Linked DNA regions of Mus musculus: region 1 is linked to region 2. A link is a loop called in an ENCODE intact Hi-C map of the cell type or tissue named here. Cell type or tissue: left cerebral cortex. All regions are shown on one strand. Each heading gives the region's core, and the rest is flanking DNA. Links, peaks and the distances in the headings are about the cores only. Region 1 overlaps Sox8 (SRY (sex determining region Y)-box 8). Region 2 has its middle 11 kb from the start of Sstr5.

Region 1 (2,898 bases), core at 233-2,732, 60 kb before region 2:
GAAAGTGACAGGCTCAATGAGCACTTTGGCCTGAGAAAGGCAGGCATTATTGAAGACAGCTGCACAGTCCCACCTCCCAAGCTGCCTCTATTCGAGTTTGAAACAGTGTGTAGTAGTGATACTGGGCTGAGCAGGACAGCCAGGTTGTCTTGCCCTCTCAGCTTGGCCGGCAAGTTGAGGTTCAAGGTCGAGAGATTCTCAGGGTGTGTGTGTGTGTGCTCTGAGGACAATCTCCCGGAGTTTCTCCATCACTCCTGGCAACTTGGGATGGCTGGTTTCCAGAAAGCCTTCCTTGCCTTTGTCGAAGTATAGTTTTCACTGGGTCCTGTTGTCTTTCTTGAGAGAGATTGGTGGTGGTGGTGGTAGCGGCGGCGGTGGTAGCAGTGGTGGGTGACTGGATGAGCAAATAGTGCTGGAAAGGGGGACTTCGGGAAAGATGGAGAATTGGGGTCTTGGTCCTTAGACCACACTGTTGGGCTCTGCCCCACTGGTGTCGGAGTTCTCAGCAGGAGGGCAGGTTACCCCTTGGAGGGTATCCTGAGCTCTCCAGCACCCTATCCTGTGCTCCAACTGTCTGACTGCAGGCAGCAGTGTTTGCTGGCGCTGCCTAGGTCCTTGGCAAGTCTGGAGCTCCGTGGGCATCCTCGCTCTACTGTGTTTTCTGTAGCTTGCTGAGTGAAAGCGAGAAGAGGCCGTTTGTGGAGGAGGCCGAGAGGCTCCGTGTGCAGCACAAGAAAGACCACCCAGATTACAAATACCAGCCAAGGCGAAGGAAGAGTGTGAAGACTGGCCGGAGCGACTCAGACTCTGGTACTGAACTGGGCCACCACCCTGGTGGTCCCATGTACAAAGCTGATGCAGTGCTCGGCGAGGCACACCATCACAGTGACCACCACACAGGTGGGCTCCAGGACCCTTAGCATGGGGGACGGGCAATAGCAGGACTGATCTGGAGTGTGGGTAGGTCTTCCCTCCATGGTTGGCAGTCTGAGGAGGGCTGGGTCTTCCCCGATCCCTTGTAAAAAAAAAAAAAAAAAAAAAAAAAAAAAAACCTCTGGATGTAGCTATTTCTTATGTACAAAAGGAGGGAGCTGCCTAGCTCCATCTAGCACTCTGGAGATGTCTACCGTCACCGGGACTTACTCACAATCTGCCTCCACTCTACAGTAACAACAGCGTGGGTCAATAGCCCCAGCCTCAGAATCAGGCTGGTGGGTGGGGTCCCAGCAGCTAAGCAGCCGAAGTGAAGCTGGAGGCAGGCCGGCTGTGAGCTTCCGTTTACTGGGCTGTGGTGGGGAAAGAACGGGGTTGTGTGGGTTCGCCTTGGTCCAGTGCCCAGGGCCAAGCATTCCAAAAGTGCCCCATTAATGCTAGTTCTGGTGGGGCCGGCTGGCCACCTTCCATCCCCCCACCCAGGTCTTCAGGGAGGAGCCTTGGGTCTTCCCACAGCACAGTGCCAAACGGAATTTTCTCAGCCAGTAAGTGAGGGCTAGGTCTGAGTTTGCAGGAATTTCTGGGAAGGTAAGGAAACAAAAAGCCGTTGATTTGTACCTGTGGCAGTTACCAGGGTTCCTGGTGTCACCCACCAGCTCCACCCTGGTCCCACAGAAGGAGCATTCATCCTTGCAATATACTTTCTTCCTCAGGCCAGACCCATGGGCCACCCACCCCACCCACTACCCCCAAGACGGACCTGCACCAGGCGAGCAATGGAAGCAAGCAAGAGCTAAGGCTGGAAGGGCGCCGCCTAGTGGACAGCGGGCGCCAGAACATCGACTTCAGCAATGTGGACATCTCCGAGCTCAGCAGCGAGGTTATCAGTAACATGGATACCTTCGATGTCCATGAATTTGACCAGTACTTGCCCCTCAATGGCCACTCAGCCCTGCCCACAGAGCCCAGCCAGGCCACTGCCTCTGGCTCCTATGGAGGCGCTTCCTACTCGCACTCCGGGGCAACCGGCATAGGGGCATCCCCTGTGTGGGCCCACAAGGGAGCTCCCTCGGCTTCAGCTTCGCCCACAGAGGCAGGACCCCTTCGGCCACAGATCAAGACGGAGCAGCTGAGTCCTAGCCACTACAACGACCAGTCACATGGCTCACCTGGCCGTGCTGACTATGGCTCTTACAGTGCCCAGGCCAGCGTCACCACAGCTGCCTCTGCCACGGCTGCCAGCTCCTTCGCCAGCGCACAGTGTGATTACACTGACCTGCAGGCTTCCAACTACTACAGCCCCTACCCTGGCTACCCTCCCAGCCTCTACCAATACCCTTACTTCCATTCATCCCGTCGGCCCTATGCCTCGCCACTGCTCAATGGGCTCTCTATGCCACCCGCACACAGCCCCAGCAGCAACTGGGACCAGCCTGTGTACACCACCCTGACCCGACCCTGAGGCTGCTGCATCCAGGAAGTCTAGCCAGATCTTTGAGTTCTTCCGGAGTGTACTCGGTAGAGGTTGGAGGCAGCCAGCACGGCCTTACTCCGTCAAGTGCCTGCTGAATGTGCAGGAAGCCAGGCTTTGTCATCCTGTGTCCCTTTGCTTCTGGATATCCAAACTTCTGCCAGGGGACAGAGCTCTCTTTTCCCCCTCTTCTTTCTCTGAGGTGACTGGTGGTTTCCAAAACAGGCATTCCGTTGCTCTCCGGTTTGGATAAGTGTACACCAGCTCCCGAGTTTTGCATCTCAGTAGATAAGAAGATAGTTATGCCTAAGGACAAAGGAGAGAATGGGCTTCATGTCCTTATCAGCCTACCCAAGACCTCCCTGGGACCAATGGATGCTGTTCCCACGGTGAAAGCATGAAAGGACATCTGTGGATGCTCGAGGATACATCCAACCCGGGGACTCTCTTGGGACCAATGTGAGATTGAGGGGTTTCTCATTACCACCGTTCTT
Region 2 (2,898 bases), core at 232-2,731:
GGTTCAGATTCCCAAACGGGCACCGTGGGCAGCTTGTCAACAAGGCCAAGGTCTCCTTAAGGATCTGGGACTAGGCCTGAGGTGGGGATTTCATGCACAACATGGGAAACCCTACCTATAAGGCAGTAGGCGTCATGTTGAGGATCCCACCCCTCATCTTGGGGACTGATAAGATCATTGCATGCTGCTGTACAATGTGCTTTTATGAACTGTGTGAGCGCCCCCCACTGGCCAATGTTGGTCTGTTCTCAATGAGCAAATGAACCCTAGATGTCAGCCTGGGGGAGACAGCACACAGGAGTGTTAGAGGTAACTCTGAACATGCCTTCACTGGGGAGGAGGCTTAGGGGTGCTTAGGTGGTACAGGGGCAGAGAAAAGGCTGGTTGGAGTAGGGTCCCCAGAAGTAGGTCTGAGAAGTCTGTAAAGCCCACTGAGGGAACCTAGACAGGCATACATGCTAAGAAGGTCTGGAACACCATGCTCAACTCTAGAGAGCAAGCAGAGCATCCCAAGAATGTCCTCACAGGGACAAAGTGTGTGGCGTCACACTTCTGGGCTTAGGACAGGCTTTGCCCTGGGGGCTGACCAATACACCCTGAGTCAGACAGGCCCCTCTCATGGCTCCAGTTTGCCCTACCATGGTAGAAACAGCAAAGGCAATGAGATCAAGGCCTGAGGTGGGGCCATGGTCTTGCAAGGTGATGGCAGAGTAAAGGGAAATCGAGGAAGGAGGCTGCTGGGAGAGGCTAATAGTAAAGAAGTATTAGTAACCCCTCAGGCAGGCAGCTCAGGAACCAGGCTGCCCTTGAAGCTAAGCTCAGACAGGTACAAGGCTAGCCTTTCCCCAAAGCCAACCCGAGGAAGTACCTCTGGGGTGGATTCTCAAGGAGAGTGCAGAGGAGCCCTTATCCCTCCTGCCATGAGCACAGAGAAACCAAGGCTGAATCTCAGGTGCAGGCCTGCCTGGGAGAGCCACGGGGCTTCTCAAGGCACACCAAAGGACTGAGGAGGTCTTATGCGGCCCTGTGGCAATTGCCCCGGGGACCTTCTGAAAGAGTTACATGTTATTGAGGGCATCAAGGCTCAGGGCACATGAGAGGGTTGTGGGGGTGCTGAGTGACCAGAAACCACTCCCCAGCCTACGGCCTGGAAGCTGGTGCCCTTCAACTGGTTCAGGAAGGACCCGGAAGGGAAGTGATCTGGCTCACCCGTGCAGACTGAGTCTTTTACCAGACTGGCCCTGAACTGTCCTGAATACAGCTGCATGCATTGACCACTAGGACCACAAGATGGCACCAAAGGCCAGCTGGTGGGGGCTTCTGCAGTAGAACCTGTGGGCCAGGTTGGGGTCTAGACCTTGATCCTCCCTCTTGACCTACAGAGGACAGATGCTGCTGAGGGAGCCAGTGGAAAGCTATGAGAGTCAGGATGCAGCATCCACTGTGAGCTCATTTCTCTAAATGAAGGCGGAGAACTTACTTGCTGCAGTAAGTTCTGCACTTTTTTCTGAGGCCCTCTCTTCTACCTACTTTCCTCCAAGATCACTGGCTTTGCTGCCCAGTTAGGGTCTAAAAAGAGCTCAGGGCTGGGAGCACAGGAACTCAGGTATTACCCAGTCTGGGATCTAAGGCAGATGGGAGTCCCAGCAAACGGACCTGAAGGGAGGGCTTAAATGAACTGGGTATACTGGTACACACCTGTAACCTCAGTACTCAGAAGGTGGAAGTGGAAGGATCCAAAGTCAAGGCCATCTTTAGCTGCATCGTGAGTTACAGACCAGCCTGAAACACATGAGACTATTCTCAAAAATAGAAGAGAGAGAGGAGAGGAGAGGGGAGGGGAGGGGAGGAGAGGCAAAGGGAAGGAGAGGCAAAGGGAAGGGGAGAGGAGAGGAGAGGAGAGGGGAGGGGAGGGGAGGGGAGGAGAGGGGAGGGGAGGGGAGAGGAGAGGAGGGGAGGGGAGGGGAGAGGAGAGAAGAGGGGGAAGGGAGGAGAGGAGAGAAGAGGGGAGGGGAGGAGAGGAGGAAAGGGGAGGGGAGGTGAGGTGAGGAGAGGCAAAGGGAAGGGAAGGGAGGGGAGAGGAGAGGAGAGGAGGGGGGAGGGGAGGGGAGGGGAGAGGAGAGGAGAGAAGAGGAGAGGGGAGGGGAGGGGAGGAGAGGAGAATCAGGGAAGGGTAAGCAGAGTCTCTGGAGGCAGGACTGATGAAGAGCCCATATTCTCCCTCTCCCAAGCAGGTAGAGCCTGAAATGTGTTCTTGCCTGATGTTGTAATTTGTCTCTCCAGATGATTATCGCAATGTCAACCTGACATGGGTCGCAGTGAGAATGCATGCAGAGGCCTCCGAGCTCACAGGGCTTCAAACATTTCCCCTTTACCTGCTTGGTTTAGAGGGAGCAGAGGTCAAGGCTCAGCCCTAAGAGGGGGTGTCTGTCCTCCCCTCCCCTCCCCCACCCACCCTGAAGCCTTCAGAGCTCTGCTTTCCGATTCCTACTTCTGGAAGGGACAGGTGGGCCTGTCCATTCCTTTTCTATTGCTTCAGGGGTCCTCACTGGGAGCCTCAAGCCTGTGTCCTCCTGAAGGGCCTGGGGAGCCCCTGTCTGCATTTCATGGAGCAGCAGGGCAGGACATTGGATGCCACCAATCCTCTCCATGTTTAGCTCTTCACTCATCCTTGTCATCCTAGGCCCAGTTAGCAAATGTCACCAGCAGGAACACTCAAGAAGGTCAGTCTCAGTCTCTCTCCAGCCCTGCCCTGTGCCATCTGCCGAATGACCTATTGCCCAACACCCTTCAATCTGGCCACACCCATAGGCCATTTAGACAGCATTTCAATCTATGCTCCTTGTCATAAAGGTTTTGCCTGCTGGTTGTTCACATCTGTTGGGCTTTTGTATGTGA

Evidence for each region. Hi-C counts contacts between places; a loop is a spot of excess contacts. Peaks named below come from ENCODE experiments on the same cell type or tissue, not always from the same donor. Only the 100,000 strongest peaks of a DNase experiment are listed, where the experiment ranks them.
Region 1: a loop joins it to region 2, with 4 times the contacts of the local background. A loop is called at or near these places in 6 of 42 quality-filtered maps.

The regions. Positions count from the first base shown.
Region 1 is chr17:25,566,830-25,569,727 of GRCm38, reverse strand. Sox8 (SRY (sex determining region Y)-box 8) reads left to right here. Exons shown (of 3, transcript NM_011447.3): 2 at 668-900; 3 at 1,647-2,898. The coding sequence ends at 2,395. Among named protein-coding and RNA genes, the nearest start is that of Sox8, 2.4 kb to the left of the region's middle. In left cerebral cortex, for the core only: CTCF peaks have their summits at 1,547 and 1,753 (motif pointing left); DNase peaks (open chromatin) are centred at 628, 1,314, 1,750 and 2,268; H3K4me3 peaks cover 2,500 bases; H3K27ac peaks cover 2,415 bases.
Region 2 is chr17:25,506,370-25,509,267 of GRCm38, reverse strand. No RefSeq gene overlaps it. Among named protein-coding and RNA genes, the nearest start is that of Sstr5, 11 kb to the right of the region's middle. In left cerebral cortex, for the core only: a CTCF peak has its summit at 1,280 (motif pointing right); a DNase peak (open chromatin) is centred at 1,277.